2 separate regions of the Homo sapiens genome follow, and region 2 is linked to region 1. Evidence: read pairs that join two places in POLR2A ChIA-PET (ENCODE). Cell type or tissue: HepG2. All regions are shown on one strand. Links, peaks and the distances in the headings refer to the core of each region. The heading gives the core; the rest is flanking DNA.

Region 1 (7,812 bases), core at 1,085-6,084:
CGTCCATCTGCTCAATGAACGGTACTTCAAGGAGCCTGGGGAGGGTGGTGCCACGGTATTAAATGGTCCTCGGTCCCTGAATGCCTTTGTGGAGTACAGACTACTCCTGGCCCAATTCTCATTGGCATGTGATGTGACAGAGACATAAACTTTTATGGCTTTAAGCCAGTGCATTTCAGAGTTATCTATTATAACATCTAGCATAACTCACCCTAAGTCACATATGTGGTCAGCATGGAATTAGAGCAAAGGGATTTGGATAGTCATAAATAATGTTCCATTGGGATGATGGTAAATCTGGTGAATTGCTCCTTCCCTGCAAATGGAATCCAGCTCTCCAGAAACCAGTATCCTTATGGTTTCATCTCAAGCTCTTTGGAGCTCCCATTTTTCTGAGTATCCTTCTGCTAAAAACACTCTTTCTTCAAACAGGGCTCATTCCAGTGGTCTAGGCTGCAGCTCCTGGTTGGAGTCACATCCAGCCATGCTTTCTGTGCCCTGATCAGCTGGATTAGATGTGAAGATTCTCAGAATTTCAGAATTGAGATGCAGAGATTCTCCATTCAGAATCTCAGAATTCCCAGATTCTCAGAATCTCCAAAAGGTAAAATATTTTGGGCTACCTTTTCAGGTGACTGATCTAAACATTTACATATTATCATGCATATAACATTCTTTTTCCTTCTTTTTAATTGTAAAATTAAGACCTGACATGGTAAAAAAAAAATCTCTTGTTTATTCTTCCAAAAATTTTGAATGCATATATAAGTGCATATATGTGTGTTTTATTTAAAACACAAATAAATGGTATTTCTCTATATCTATTTTTTTTTACCTTGCTGTTTTAGCTTTTCATTGACTATTATATCTTGGGAGTCCCTAAAGGATCAGAGGGGCTGGGCGCAATGGCTCATGCCTATAATCCCAGGACTCTGGGAGGGCCTAAGCAGGTGGATTGCTTGAGTCTAGGAGTTTGAGATCAGCCTGGATGACATGGCGAAACTCCATCTCTATAAAATTTACAAAAATTAGCCAGGCGTGGCGGTGCATGCTTGTAGTCCCAGCTACTTGGGAGGATGAGGTGGGAAGATCGCCTGAGCCTGGGAGGCAGAAGTTGCAATGAGCCAAGGTCGTACCACTGCATTTCAGCCTGGGCAACAGAGAGACCCTGTCTCAAAAAAAAAAAAAAAAAAAAAAAAAAAAGATCAGAGATGAATAACATATTTCTTGCTTTTTGGGAGTATGTCAGGGGGCAGATAAACCATGAGTATAAATGACCTAAAAAGTAGAGTATATGATTAGTAGCATTTGGGAGGCACAGTGTGCTGTCTATTTAAAGGATAAAGCAATTATATGAGGTTTTCTGGGGAATGTATGGAAAAAACTCTCATTTACTGAGCGTCTTCTATGTGCCAGGTACTGCACTAAGTGCTTCATGCACAGTATCTTTTTAAGTTACAATACCTGAGTGAGGAAGGTATTATCATCTTATCCCCATTGTACAGATTAAAAACATGGAAGCAGCCAGGCGCGGTGGCTCATGCCTGTAACCCCAGCACTTTGGGAGGCCGAGGCAGGCAGATTACTTGAGGCCAGGAGTTCGAGATCATGACTGGCCAACATGGTGAAACCCCATCTCTACTAAAAATACAAAAAATTAGCCGGGTGTGGTGGCGGGCATCTGTAATCCCAGCTACTCGGGAGGCTGAGGCAGGAGAATTGCTTGAACCCGGAAGGCGGAGGTTGCAGTAAGCTGAGATGGCGCCACTGCACTCCAGCCTGGGCAACAAGAGTGAAACTCCATCTCAAAAAAAAAAAAAAACATAATAATTAAATAAAAATAAATAAATAAAATAAAAACATGGAAGTTCGGCGGGGATGATGGCTCATGCCTGTAATCCCAGCACTTTGAAAGGCTGAGGCAGATAGATTGCTTGAGCCCAGGAGTTCGAGACTAGCTTGGGCAACATGGTGGAACCTGTTTCTATTAGCCAGGTGTGATGACACACGCCTGTAGTCCCAGCCACTCAGGAGGCTGTAGTGGGAGGATCGCTTGAGCCCCAGAGGTAGAGGTCGCAGTGAGCCAAAATCACACCACTGCACTCCAGACAAGGTGACAGAGAGACCCTGTCTCAAAGCAAAACAAAACAACAACAACCAAACCAAACCAAATCTACCAAAAACATGGAAGCTCAGAGTGGCCAAATAACTTGTCCATGGACACATAACTAGCAAGTGGTTTAACAGGGATTTTAACTTCAAAGCCCATGCACACTTTTCACTTTACCTGGCTCTCAACAAAAATTCAAAATGACTTACACAGAGACCAAACCTCTGAGTAGCAGATTAGAATCATTACAAGTGTTGGGTGTGGAGGCACGTGCCTGTAATCCCAGCTACTTGGGAGGCTGAGGCGGGAGGATTGCTTGAAGCCAGGAGTTAGAGGCTGTGGTGAGCTGTGATTGCACCACTCCACTCCAGCCTAGGCAACAGAGTGAGACCTCTTCTCTTAAAAAAAAAAAGAAGAAGAAGAACCATGATAAGTTATTAGGTAGGTCTTTCACTTCTATGATCAATGTTAGTTGTTTATTTGAACAAGGAAGCTCTTCTGTTGTCTCGTTGAGAGTAAGAGGCTGGGTGGACTCGGGCAAGACTCTGAACACATCTTTGTCAATTTTAATATGGAGAGTATGATAGTGAGTGACCTCCAAGGGTGAGTATGAACATTCAATGTGTTAATACACACAAAACCCTTGAAAGAATGCCAGACACATAGTAAGTGTTGTAAGGTGTTGACTACTATGATTACCAGAGATGTCTGTGGATTTGAGAAAAGGAAGGGAAGTAGGAATAGGAGAGGCAACAAAATTGAGGACTGAAGAGAAGGGTCAGATTCTGAGAGGGCCTTTAAGCCAACATGGAGCCAGAAGGCTGTTGGGAAAGTAGGCAGAAATTAAGGAACATACTCCACCCCACCCCGGGGCACCACACCTGGTGCAGCCTGATGTTTAGTTTCATGTATCCCTGGCCTCCTGTGCTCCCCTGCTGGTTGGAGACTTAATAGCTGCTCAGACATTTTTTGCTGTTCACTCCTTGGTGATTGGAGGTGAAAAGAATGCAAAAGGGTGTAAATCAAACAGGAAGCCCCTTTTTAGTCTCCTGCTGGATCCCAGTCAAATGAGGAGGGCATCATCAATGGTAGACTGAATAAAGAAAATGCAGTCCATATACATCATGGAATATTATGCAGCCATAAAAAAGAGTGTGACCATGTCCTTTGCAGGAACATGGATGGAGCTGAAAGCCATTATCCTTAGCGAACTAACACAGAAACAGAAACCCAAAAACCATGTTTTCATATGTAAGTGGGAGCTAAATGACGGGAACACATGGACACATAGAGGGGAACAACAGACACTGGGGCCTACCGGAGGGTGGGGGCTGGGAGGAGGGAGAGGATCAGGAAAAATAACTAACGGGTACTAGGCTCAACACATGGGCGATGAAATAATCTGTATAACAAACCCCCATGACAAGGATTTTACCTATGTCGCAAACCTGCACTTGTACCCTTGAACCTAAAATAAAAGTAAAAAAAAAAAAAAAAAAAAAAAAAGACAAAGGGGAAGGGCCTCCTGGTGAGTCAGCCTGAGTCACCGGGTGGGAATGTGAAGTATTCATTTGGAGAAGGGCTCTGGCGTTGCCTCAAGTCATCAGTGTTCTCAGTAGATAATGCACTGAAATCTCTCCACATATACGTGGCCTTAGTATGTCTGAGTTGGAGAATATCAAGTCTCCAGCCAGCCTGGGAGCATAGGATGCCAGGGCTACACAAAGCTGAACATCAAGCTGCACTGAGTGTGGTGCACAGGGGGTGGGGCAGGGTCACCCCACAATATTGGACTTGGGGCATGAGTGGGGGAGGTTTGAAGATCCTAGACAGAAGGTGTCATGGTCCTGTGAAGACAGAAGTAATGTTTTGCTAGTAATAAGTGATTGTTTCTTCCTCCTCTTTGCCTTGGCATGTGACAGCTTGCTGGTCCCCCGGGCAAATGCAGCCGCTAGGGAGGGGCACCCGCATGGAGGCGGTATGCAGCTGGCTGCAGAACAAACAGCAGAGAAGATGTCTGAGTTGGAGGACATTGAGGCTCCACCAGCCCTAGGGGGCACAGGAGACCAGGGACACACGAAACAGAACAGCTGCCTGACCTCTGCCCTGGGTCACACTGGCATGGGCTCCATCTGTTCCTGAATGAGGAGAGAGGCTGAAGTGAGAGCCTGACATTTGTCCTTCTCTCATCTTTCTGTCTAGCCTGTCCCTTAATCGGGCTCTGATAAGAGGCGACAGGAGACTCATATAAGCACCAGCTTTGGGTCCTTGATGATAGGTTATTGTAAATGACATGGAGGCCCTTTACAAAGAATGGATAAATTGCTCCCAACAGAGGCAGGAGGAATGCTTGAAGCCAGGAGTCTGAGACCCCATCTCTACCAAAAATGTAATCATTAGCCAGGTGCTGTGGCAAGCACCTGTAGTCCCAGCTACTTGGGAGGTCGAGGTGGGAGAATCACGTGAGCCTGGGAAGTTGAGGCTGCAGTGAGCTGAGAACACGCCACTGCACTCCAGCCTGGTGGACAGAGTGAGACTTTGTATTAAAAAAAAAAAAAAAGAAAAAATCAGCCAGGTGCAGTGGCTCACACCTGTAATCCCAGCACTTTGGGAGGATGAGGCAGGTGTATCTCTTGAGGTCAGGAGTTTGAGACCAGCCTGGCCAAAATGGTGAAACCTCATCTCTACTAAAAAAAAAATACAAAAATTTGCTGGGCATGCTGGCGGGCAGCTGTAATCCCAGCTACTTGGGAAGCTGAGGCAGGAGAATTGCTTGAACCCTGGAGTCGGAGGCTGCAGTGAGATGAGATCGCACCATTGCAATCAAGGCTGGGCAACAAGAGCGAGACTCCATCTCAAAAAAAAAAAAAAAGAAAAGTCACAACTTCTTGGTGAGGAGGTTCCAACAGGAGGGTCTTCACTGGGTGTTGTCAGGCAGTCTATGAATTTATAATATCGTCTCCTTGGAGAATTTTTTTTTTTTTTTTTTTTTTTTTTTTTTTAGCGTCGAGAGTGTGGTCCTTAGCCTCAGAGGCACAAAATCCTCATTTATCAACCCATGGATTGTGGAGAGTGGAGTGTTTCTCATGGCTGGAGTAATATGAAGCAAACTCAGGGAATGATGGATAAACCAAAGTTCCTGCCAATTTCTCATGACTAAAAGGGCTGAGGGGGACCGAATACTGGCAACTTTTGACCAACAGCAAAGGCAGGCTACATGGGAAGTCAAATTCTACAAGAAGAAGCTGCTTAGGGACCTCAGAAATCAGAACTAGGGGAGCTGGTTTTCTAATACAAATGTTAATGATGCCAGAGTAAGATGATCTGCTATGTCCACCTGCACAGCGGAAGATCCCTGTCATCTTGCCTAGGCAGAGTGAGTTGTTGTTAGATTAGATCAGGACCCGCCCTCCCTTGGCCTGGGCTGAGGGGCCACTGCCAACATTTGCCTCTGACATTCTACTTTTTAAAAAAAGTTTCTATGACTCACCACAGGCTTACGAATGCAGACGGTCTGGTTAATTCAAGCTTGGAGTTCTGGAAATCATCGCATCATTTTAGGGCAGTGTTTCTCAAAGGGTGAGCTTTTGAACACATGCAGCAGAATCACACACATGCTTGAGTATGTGTGTTGGTTAAAAATGCAGGCCGGGTGCAGTGGCTCACGCCTGTAATCCCAGCATTTTGGGAAGCCGAAGCGGGTGGATCACCTGAGGTTGGGAGTTCGAGACCAGCCTGACCAACATGGAGAAACCCCGACTCTACTAAAAATACAAAATTAGCCAGGCGTGGCGGCGCATGCTTGTAATCCCAGCTACTCGGGAGCCTGAGGCAGGAGAATCGCTTCAACCTGGGAGGTGGAGGTTGTGGTGAGCCAAGATCACGCCACTGCACTCCAGCCTGGGCAACAAGAGCAAAACTTTGTCTAAAAAAAAAAAAAAAAAGGCAGATTCCTAGATCTCATTTCTGTTGATCTGAATGAGTGTCTCTGGGGCTGGGGGCTGGGAATCCCAATGTGAATTTTAAGCCAACATGCCAGTTGAATTTAATGTACAAAAAATTTGAGAATCATTGTTTTGGGGCGACCTTGTGTATCTCTGTAATCCATTATGAGTTGATTTTGGAGTGGACCATCTTATATCCAAGGCTTATGAAAATCTATTTAATATTGGTGACACTTTGGCTATCTTCGTTATGTTGTTGGTTACAAAATGCAATTGGATGTTGTTTTTATTTTTTTTTTTATTTTTTGAGTCTGAGTCTTGCTCTGTCACCCAGGCTGGAGCACAGCGGCGCCATCTTGGCTTACTGCAACCTCTGCCTCCCAGGTTCAAGCAATTCTCCTGCCTCAGCCTCCTGAGTAGCTAGGACTACAGGCTTGTGCCACCACACCCAGCTAATTTTTTTGTATTTTTGTATTTAGAGGCAGGGTTTTACCATGTTGGCCAGGCTGGTCTCAAACTACGGGCCTTAAGTGATCCACCCGCCTTAGCCTCCCAAAGTGCTGGGATTACAGGCGTGAGCCACCGTGCCTGGCCAGATATTGTTTTTAAAACAGATTCTTGAATTGGGGTAATTCTATGTAATGAATATAGTCATGATTCTGGTATGTAGTTCTGGTATGTAGAAAAGGCAAAATCCCAGCCTGGCCAACATGGTGAAACCCTATCTGTACTAAAAATACAAAAATTAGCAGGGTGTGGTGGCGTGCGCCTGTAGTCCCAGCTACTCAAGAGGCTGAGGGAGGAGAATCACTTGAACCCTGGAGGCAGAGGTTGCATTGAGCCAAGATCGTGCCACTGCATTCCAGCCTGGGCGACAGGGTGAGACTCTGTCTCAAAAAGAAAAAAAAAAGAAAAGGCAAAATCATGGTATAACTCCCCTTACATTTTGTATTAATGGGGCTTTTTGTCTGCTACCCATCATTAGTTGATATAGCTTTTAAACTAGTTATTTTTTCCTCCCAGCTTTATTGAGGTATAATTGACTAATAAAACTGGTATATATTAAGGAATGCAACTTGATGATTTGTTTGTTTTGTTTTTTGAGATAGGGTCTCACTCTGTCACCCAGGCTGGAGTGCAGTGGTATGAGCCTCTGCAGCCTCAACCTCCTGGGCTCAAGTGATCCTCCCACTTCAGCCTCCCAAGAAGCTAGGACTACAGATGCATCTCACCACACCCAGCTAATTTTTTTGTAAAGCTGGGGGTCTCCTTATGTTGTCCAGGCTGGTCTCCAACTCCTGGGCTCAAAGGATCCTCCCACCTCAGCCTCCAAGTACAAAAAATTTGTAGCTGGAACTACAGGTGTGCACCACCATGCCCACCTAATTTTTTTTTGGTAGAAATGGGGATCTTCCTATGTTGCCCAGGCCGGTCTCGAACTCTTGGGCTCAAATGATCCTCCCTCCTCAGCCTCCCAGAGTGTTGAGATTATGGGCCTGAGCCACTGTGCGCAGCCAAGGAGAGACTTTTTATTTTTCCTTTCAGTACAAAGTTTCTCGGGTCCTCCTTGATTTTCTACTGGATCTTCTCACTGACAGAGCAAAAGGGTTCTTACCTCCCATTATCACTTCCTATGTAATTATCCACTGGTCCAGGCACTCAGGGGTTATGCTTCTTTCATTGACAAAGACTTTTGTTTTTTTTTTTTTTTTTTTTTGGAGGCAGAGTCTCCTCCTGTTGCCGAGGCTGGAGTGCAGT
Region 2 (7,812 bases), core at 1,855-6,854, 210 kb after region 1:
CATTTCTTGCAAGGCAGGTGTATTGGCAACAAATTCCTTTAATTTTTGTTTGTCTGAGAAAGTTGCTATTTCTCCCTCACTTCTGAAGGATAATTTAGCAGGGTACAGAATTCTAGAGTGGTGGCTTCCAAACTGCTTACATGTGGAACCACACACTGAAAGTTGTGCACCTGTCATTGTTTCTGAAACTTTGTTGTTTCTAGTTTATATGCATGTGGCTTATATGATATTCGGCTCTTACTTAGCCCACTGACAGCCTTAAACCCTGTATGTCCTTCTTTCATGCTGTTCATTGAAGATGGAGATTCAAGTGGGAGTTTGAGGACCATCTTTTCTGGTTTTTTTCAATGTTATATTTTTATGCTTTGAGTACATTTTCACTTTTGTCACACTTTTAAAAAATGTGTTTTAACAATTACGGGATAAGTTGAGAGTTGAGATTTGGAAAAGGTGTTGATGATGTTCTCTTGTTGGTCTTCCTTTTTTTTGCTTTTGTTCTCTCGCCCTTTCCATTCTGAACTTTCTTTTCTAGACACCCATTTCTTTTATATCTTTAATAATTAAGGATCCTTACTGTGGATTTTTCAGCTCTGTATGTTTACAGATTCTTAGTTGTCCTGTGTGTTATCTCTTTAGATTAAATTTAATCTGATACAGTAATCAAGGTTATGTGGCTCAGTGTGTCATTCCTTCCATATCACATGTGTAAAGTGTACATGAGTATTTGAAATGCTCTTGGGGGTGTGTGTGTGACATTTTTGGTCTGGAGAGCCTCTTCTCCTTTTTTACATTTAGGTTAACTCACCCAGTGCAGAAAACCTCACTGTAATTACTGTAATCTATAAGATTATTATGTAATCCTGTTGATTTGTTTTTGTTGTTTCAAGAGGAAGAAAATGTCTATGGTCTTCAAACATACATGTCTTACTAATGGAGGGAAGAGAGAAAACAAGTGATGGTTGGTGTTGCTCTTTTTTAAGAATTAAAAAAATTTACTGTTTGTGTTTCCTTTGAATTTGGTTATAATGAAATGAATGTGTGCTGGGTACCATAAGAGCAGATTCTAGTCCCAACCGAGTCATTAACTTCCTTTTTACAAAAATATAGATGCCAAAATATTTTAGTATGCTTTCCTAACAAATAAGTACCTAGTTGTATGTATAAATACCTACAACATCAATATTGCAAAACATTAATAATAATTACTTAATTCCTTTTAACACAGTTCATGTTCACATTTTATTGGTTATCTCTTTCAATTGCAAATTGCAAAGTCTTTTGTTTTGTTTTGTTTTAGTAGTTGCTCAAGTTAAGAGCCAAATTAAGTACATTTATTCAATTGGCAGCTTTGTCTCTTAAATATTTTTAAATTTATAATAGTCCCCTTCCACTCCTTTCCCCCTTTTAATTCCCTTTATTTGTTGCAGAAATCAGGTTTTTGCCTTATAGCATGTCCCACATTCTGGATTGGGCTGATTGCTTCCTTCCAGTATCATTTAATTTGTGCCTCTATCCCCATGTTTCATATAAACTCATAGATCAACAGGCCTGATAATATTCTGGCTCAAATTTTCTTTTTTTTTTTTCTAGGCAAGATTGCTGTATAGTTGGTGCTATGTACTTTCCAGTATATCTCATTGGGAGAGACATAGTATCTGTCTGTCCCAACTTCAGTGAGTTAAGATTGGTCAGAAGATTTAGCTGTATACCTGGTCCACCATTTATAAGGTTCCTCATCAGCCATACATTACCTTAAGTAATGGTTTTTGCAATGGACTTCTCTAGAAGTCACAAACTGGAAATTTTTTAATTCCATCATTCTTTCTGCATTTAGTAGTTGGAATTCTTTAGTAGGGATCAATTTTTCATCATTATGTATTTGATATCTTGAAATATAGTTTGAAAAGAAAAAGCAAGATCCATTTGTCATTATTTTCTGTTATTGATCCATTTTCTGAATAATGAATTGGGGTCCTGGCAGCCTCCCTCGGTGGGGATCAGGAAATTGTTCTCTACTTTTTTGGGAAGAGGGAAAGGAGTGGGAGGAACATCTTATCAACTCATTATAAAACCATGGATGCGTTTGAGTGTATTGAATCAGTTGCAGTAATTCCTTTTGATATTCATATTGTCCCATCTTTGGCCAGTGGAGTTTTTTTTTTTTTTTTTTTTTTTGATACAGGGTCTCCCTCTGTCACCCAGGCTGGAGTGTAGTGGCTCGATCTCTGCTCACTAGAACTTCCCCGCCCTGGGTTCAAGCGATTCCCCTGCCTTAGCCTCCTGAGTAGCTGGGATTACAGGTGTGCACCACCATACCTGGCTAATTTTCTTTTGTTTTTAGTGGAGACAGGGTTTCAGCATGTTGGTCAGGGTGGTCTCAAAGTCCTGACCCTCATGATCCACCCGCCTCGGCCTCCCAAAGTGCTGGGATTACAGGCATGAGCCACCGCACCTGGCCCAGTGGAGGCTTCTTCTAATTGGCTTGTGTGTCTCTTTGACACTCTTAATCTGAGCCATTAACTTTTGGGCAGCAGTTTCCTCCTCTTTAAATAATTGGGTTAGTTGGTCTTTATGATTCCTTTTAGTTGTAGCTTCCCTTCCAGAAAAAAAGATGGTGTATGCTAATATTCTACGACTAAATCTCTTATGCTAAAAATCTACTATTTTTGTTTTTTTCCCTCTTTAGAGTCCACACACTGGGTGAACTAATGCATTTGAAAATATGGAATGCTTTTGTTTCTCTCTCTCTCTGATCTTTGAGCTCCTAGTTATGTGACACTGGCTTGAGAGGGGTCCACACTCTAATCTCAGTATCTAGGTAAGAAACCAAACAAAGCAAACAATATAAACATTTCTATACTTAAGGCTGTAATGAGGCTTACAAAAGAAGTCCCTGATTTTGAAGATGGATTGGTTCTGAAACATAACCAGCAATGTAGTTGTTATTATTCCAAATGTGGTATTTTTTTTCCTTTCTATGGGGGGTACCAGGCTTGAAGAACGGACAGCTGCACTTTATCCCATAGGCCTGGTAAGGCAGAACGGAGAGCCGAGAAGGGCCTGAGGCCTCCCAGGAAGCTGGTTGGGGAGACCAGAAGGCTGCAAAGCTGGCCAACGCTTGCCAGGTGGCTGCGGAGAGTCAGCTTCAGTCTCTACAAGCCGCCCATCCAGGCAGCTCCTGAACCAGATCCAGGCAACTGGGCCAAGTCCCCAAGGCTGTCTCTGGGACCAGAAGGTATAACCAAAGGGAAGCATGGATTTAAATTCCAGGGCATAAAAGAAAAGTTCAACGTATCTAAGAAGGTGCTGAAAATGACTTTTTTGTAAATGTCTGAAGGACACTGTCTTATACCATACCATATACAATAAAATTTTAAATGAGCCTGAGTTCTGTTTCCATCCGTGCCCTGTGGAGCACATGTGACTTCAAAGGCAGCTCTGTAGGGTGCAGGGAGGAAGGAGTGTGCTTTTATTTCTCATTTTGGCACAAATCCATCAAACTATTTTTGATGGCTGGGAAACAAAACTTACATTCCCTCTAAATTCATTGCGTTTGGCAGATCCACCTTTGTTTTTCTACAGTGATGGCTTCCACTTCTTCAACCTTTGCATTCCTCTTACTTTGAGGCTTTATTTAGCAGGAAAAAAGGCAAGAATGATGCTAGATTTCGAGGGAAGCCTTAAATAGCCCAGTTCATTAAGTAGTCCCCTCCGCAACTTCCCATTTCTTCTCCCCAACCCCCAATTTAAAACAGTTGTTTGGAAGACTTTTAAACCTGAAACATCCCTTTCATAGGAGTCTTATGATGTAAAAAGGAGCTCGTGGTTTCATTTCAATGTGATGGGACCCCTTGGTGATGAGCAAATGTAGCTTCAACCTAATGAATGTGCACAGTGGCTGTGTGTGTGTGTGTGTGTGTGTATATGCATGTGTGCATGTGTGTGCGTGTGTGTGCCTGTGAGCTTCTAGAGACTCTGGAATTCCATTCATCATAAGAATTAGAGATGTTAGCATTGCTTTCAGCAATTCTGTCTCTTCTTTGCCGCCATAGGACTGTTCCTTATGGCTTGCTTTTGAGATGTTTCCTTCATGATCTGTGTTTGTGCTGCCTTGCCCCGTCACCTCTCAACACTGCACTTCAGTGGAGACTGATGCAGGCTGTGCTGTTTCTATTTCTTTTTCTTTTTTAGAGATGTAGTCTTGCTCTGCTTCACAGTCTGGAGTACAGTCCTGTGATCGTAACTCACTGCAGCCTCAAACTTCTGGGCTCAAACATCCTCCTGCCTCAGTCTCCTGAGTAGCTGGGACTACAGGTGCATGGCACCATGCCTGGCCAATTTTTAAAACGTGTATTTTTGGTAACAATGGGGTCTTGCTATGTTGCCGAGATTGGTCTCAAACTCCTAGCCTTCAAGCAATCCTCCCACCTCAGCCTCCCAAAGTGCTGCGATTCCAGCTATGACCCACTATGCTCGGCCTTGTTTTTATTTCTTTTGGACTATTTATTTCTGATCATTTTTATTGCTCTTTTCCAAACTCTACATTCCCCATCCTCTTTGAAACTTTGAATCCTGATGTGGTTGGGTGGTGGGTTCTGCTTAACTTGTTAAAAGTGACCCTAATGAGCCTGAAGTGGTTGGTTTCATTGCATTAGGGTCTTTAGACAGCTCAGGGAGAAACTGCCACTCTGTAAGCATTTATCACCTCTACTAGGGAAAAAAGGCCCAGGCCTGATTATAATGGTTCAGCAAGTGGAGGAGAAGATATTGTTAGCTTCAATGTCTTTGGTATTGGATTTCTTTTCGTTCCTGCATTAATAACTCATAATTTATTGATCTTTTCCCTAATCTTTGTTAGTGATGTTGCCTTAAATTATAAAGGACAGTAATACAATATTAGTAACAGTTCTATCAATATGCTAAAAGCTTTACCTCCTCCTACTCCTTCATTTTTAATCAAAATAGGACCTTCCCTGAAGGATTGGGTTATGAGTACAATGAATTTATGTTGGTCTAGTAGGCAATATTATGATTTAAAAGCATTTCTCAATGGCCAAGTAGATAAGGAATTATATGAAATTCTACAAATACCAAGAGGTATTTCAGTGGTTTACAAATATTGTCTACCTTCTGTATGCATAAAATGTCATAGATTGGTGCCAGTGAACACACACACGTATCTCAGGTGAGGATTGGCCTCAGAGAAATTACTGGTACATTCTAGAAGACAAAAATTAAAAAAAAAAAAGAACTTACATGAAAAATTTACTAAATAACATAAGCAAACTTCAATGTTAGATTGGTTGGAGATATACATATACATATACAACCAATTGGAGATTATGTATATTTATATAATATATAAAATTATATATGTTGAAGATTTTATGAATATATTAGTTTGAGATGATATATATATATATATTCTGATGATATATGATCATCAGAATTCAGAGAAGGGGAACTATAGACTGGATGAAGTTGAAGATGCCAATATGAAGGGGAAGGAAGAATTTGGATAATTTGGATACAGGGGAGCCAGGTGGGGAGAAGAAGAGTTCCAGGCATGGGAAATAACATCAGTAAATTCAAAAAGAAGGACTAAGTGGTGGGGATTTATGGAAGGTCAGGACGACTTGAGCTCAGGGCTCTCGTGACATAAAAGACTTAGTGAGCTTTTTACTGATATCTTCAGTGTATGAATAAAGTTGATGATAAAGAACTTTAAGAATATGCAGTTCTCTGTACAGATATGAAGTAGCGATTATCCTCAAATTATATTGTTGCTAGCTTAAGTAGTTTAGTCTATTTGCCAAAATTGAAAGAAAATTATGAAATCACAAGTACTTATATTTGCAAATACACTGGAGTGTCCCAAAATGACAAAAAGCACAGATTTATCTTTGACTTTGTACAGAGTAAGATCTAGAACAGTGAGAATCTTGGCACTTGCTGGATTTTTAAGAGTTGCATGGATTTATTATATAGACATCCTTTGGTATCAACCTCAAAGGGATAGTATATGTGACTTTCCAGGCCACCTGTAGAAGGCAGTCTTCATTGTCCAGGGAAAGTGTTAAGCATGGATGAAATCCCACTGATATGAGATATTTCAAAAAAATTTCTGGCTTGTTATTAGAACCAGCCAAAATGATTTTACTGAGTATCTTCTATGACCCCAGCAGCCTACAAGGAAATATGTGGGACCCCTGATTCTTGATCCTACAGAACTTAGGAAGATGAGAGTATTCACTGGAGGAAAACTAGGAAATAAAGGCATATACAAGGAGGGAATACTTGAAGGGGGTATAAGTGGATGTCTTTGCTGCTGTTCTTTCTCTCATTTCCCTTTTCCTTAGGAAATTGATCTGTCATATTTTCAACTGCTATCTCTACTGGTGACTCAAATAGATATCTCTTCTGGATCCGCTACCCAGACACTGAGGATTTTTGCACCATCCTAAACTTCAGATCTCCAAACCCAAACTCTGTCTCTCCCAACCAGATTAAGTCTCATTTTCTGCCTTTTATAGTACCCTTCTTCTAATCACCCAGGCTCAAAATCATTGACTATTTCTGCATATCTGTACATCTTTATATTTATCACTCACCATGGCCACTTATTCTGGATTGTGAGTAGATCAAAAGAATAGAGAGATTTTTAATCAAGTGAGCCTAAATATGCAAAGCAAGTATGGAGGAGAGAAGGAAATGAAGTGAGACTCTCAGGTCACTTCCATGGAAGACACAGATGGTAGAGTTTTGACTTAGTGGCACCGAGATAGATCTGTTTCAGGGCAAGATAGAACAGTGGGAGAGATCCCGGCTGGGCGTGGTGGCTCATGCCTGTAATTCCAGTACTTTGGGAGGCTGAGGTGGGCGAATCACCTGAAGTCAGGAGTTTGAGACCAGCCTGGCCAACATGGTGAAACCCTGTCTCTATTAAAAATACAAAAACTAGCCAGGCATGGTGGTAGGTGCCTGTAATCCCAGCTACTTGGCAGGCTGAGGCAGGATAATTGCTTGAACCTGGGAGGTGGAGGTTTCAGTGAGCCGAGATCGTGCCACTGCATTCCAGTCTGGGTGATAGAAAGAGACTGTGTCTCAAAACAACAACAACAACAACAACAACAACAACAACAACAACCAGGAGAAATCCCCACATTCCTTGGCCTGAAAATGTATTTGTATGTACATTACCTGTTAACTTCCTTAATATTGGTATATCAAATTTTGATAGCGTTTTGCTTTCAAAGTTTTAGAAAAGCTTAGTATTGAAAGGAATTTGCATCTTCAAATTTGCATTTTCTATCACTTCATTTTGGTATCCTGGTGGGTTTACATGCAAAACACATCTATCTCCAGGCTGTCTAATGTGCTACTGTCAATTAGGGGAGTTAACTGTCATGTGTTGTGGGCTGTCTTTCCCCGGTGACATTTAAACGGAGATGGCATCGCTATTTCAGATACTGAAGTTGTGAGCCTAGCATTGGGTAGGAGATTGGATTTGCTCTCTACGACTCATTCTAAGATTAGGATTTTCTAACTTGATAGTGATTCATAAGACAATTATTTCATAATGCATTTCTACTATTATATAGTGTGCACGTGATAGGCATACATTGATTTGGACTTTTCCTATGACAACTTGGAAGGCAGAAAGTTAAGCACTTAAAAATGATGTCCAAGGGTGGCAGGGTATTCATGAATTATACTGTGATTGTTGAATTAAGCTAAAATAAATATTATCTTGATTTTATTTACCAACATTTTTGGTAGGATGGAACTCAAGAGGTAGGGACTGAACCTTGG

Evidence for each region. Peaks named below come from ENCODE experiments on the same cell type or tissue, not always from the same donor. Only the 100,000 strongest peaks of a DNase experiment are listed, where the experiment ranks them.
Region 2: POLR2A ChIA-PET joins it to region 1 with 7 read pairs; 2 of 35 experiments call an interaction of 5 or more read pairs at or near these places.

What each region holds. Positions count from the first base shown.
Region 1 is chr10:21,332,934-21,340,745 of GRCh38, reverse strand. It overlaps LINC02643 (long intergenic non-protein coding RNA 2643), which reads left to right. Exons shown (of 5, transcript NR_155751.1): 5 at 433-513. Among named protein-coding and RNA genes, the nearest start is that of LINC02643, 36 kb to the left of the region's middle. RefSeq lists an enhancer at 3,589-4,140. In HepG2, for the core only: a CTCF peak has its summit at 4,123; DNase peaks (open chromatin) are centred at 3,655, 4,135 and 5,595.
Region 2 is chr10:21,121,338-21,129,149 of GRCh38, reverse strand. It overlaps a transcript of NEBL not described here. Among named protein-coding and RNA genes, the nearest start is that of NEBL-AS1, 49 kb to the left of the region's middle. In HepG2, for the core only: no CTCF peak of the experiment used is centred there; no DNase peak of the experiment used is centred there.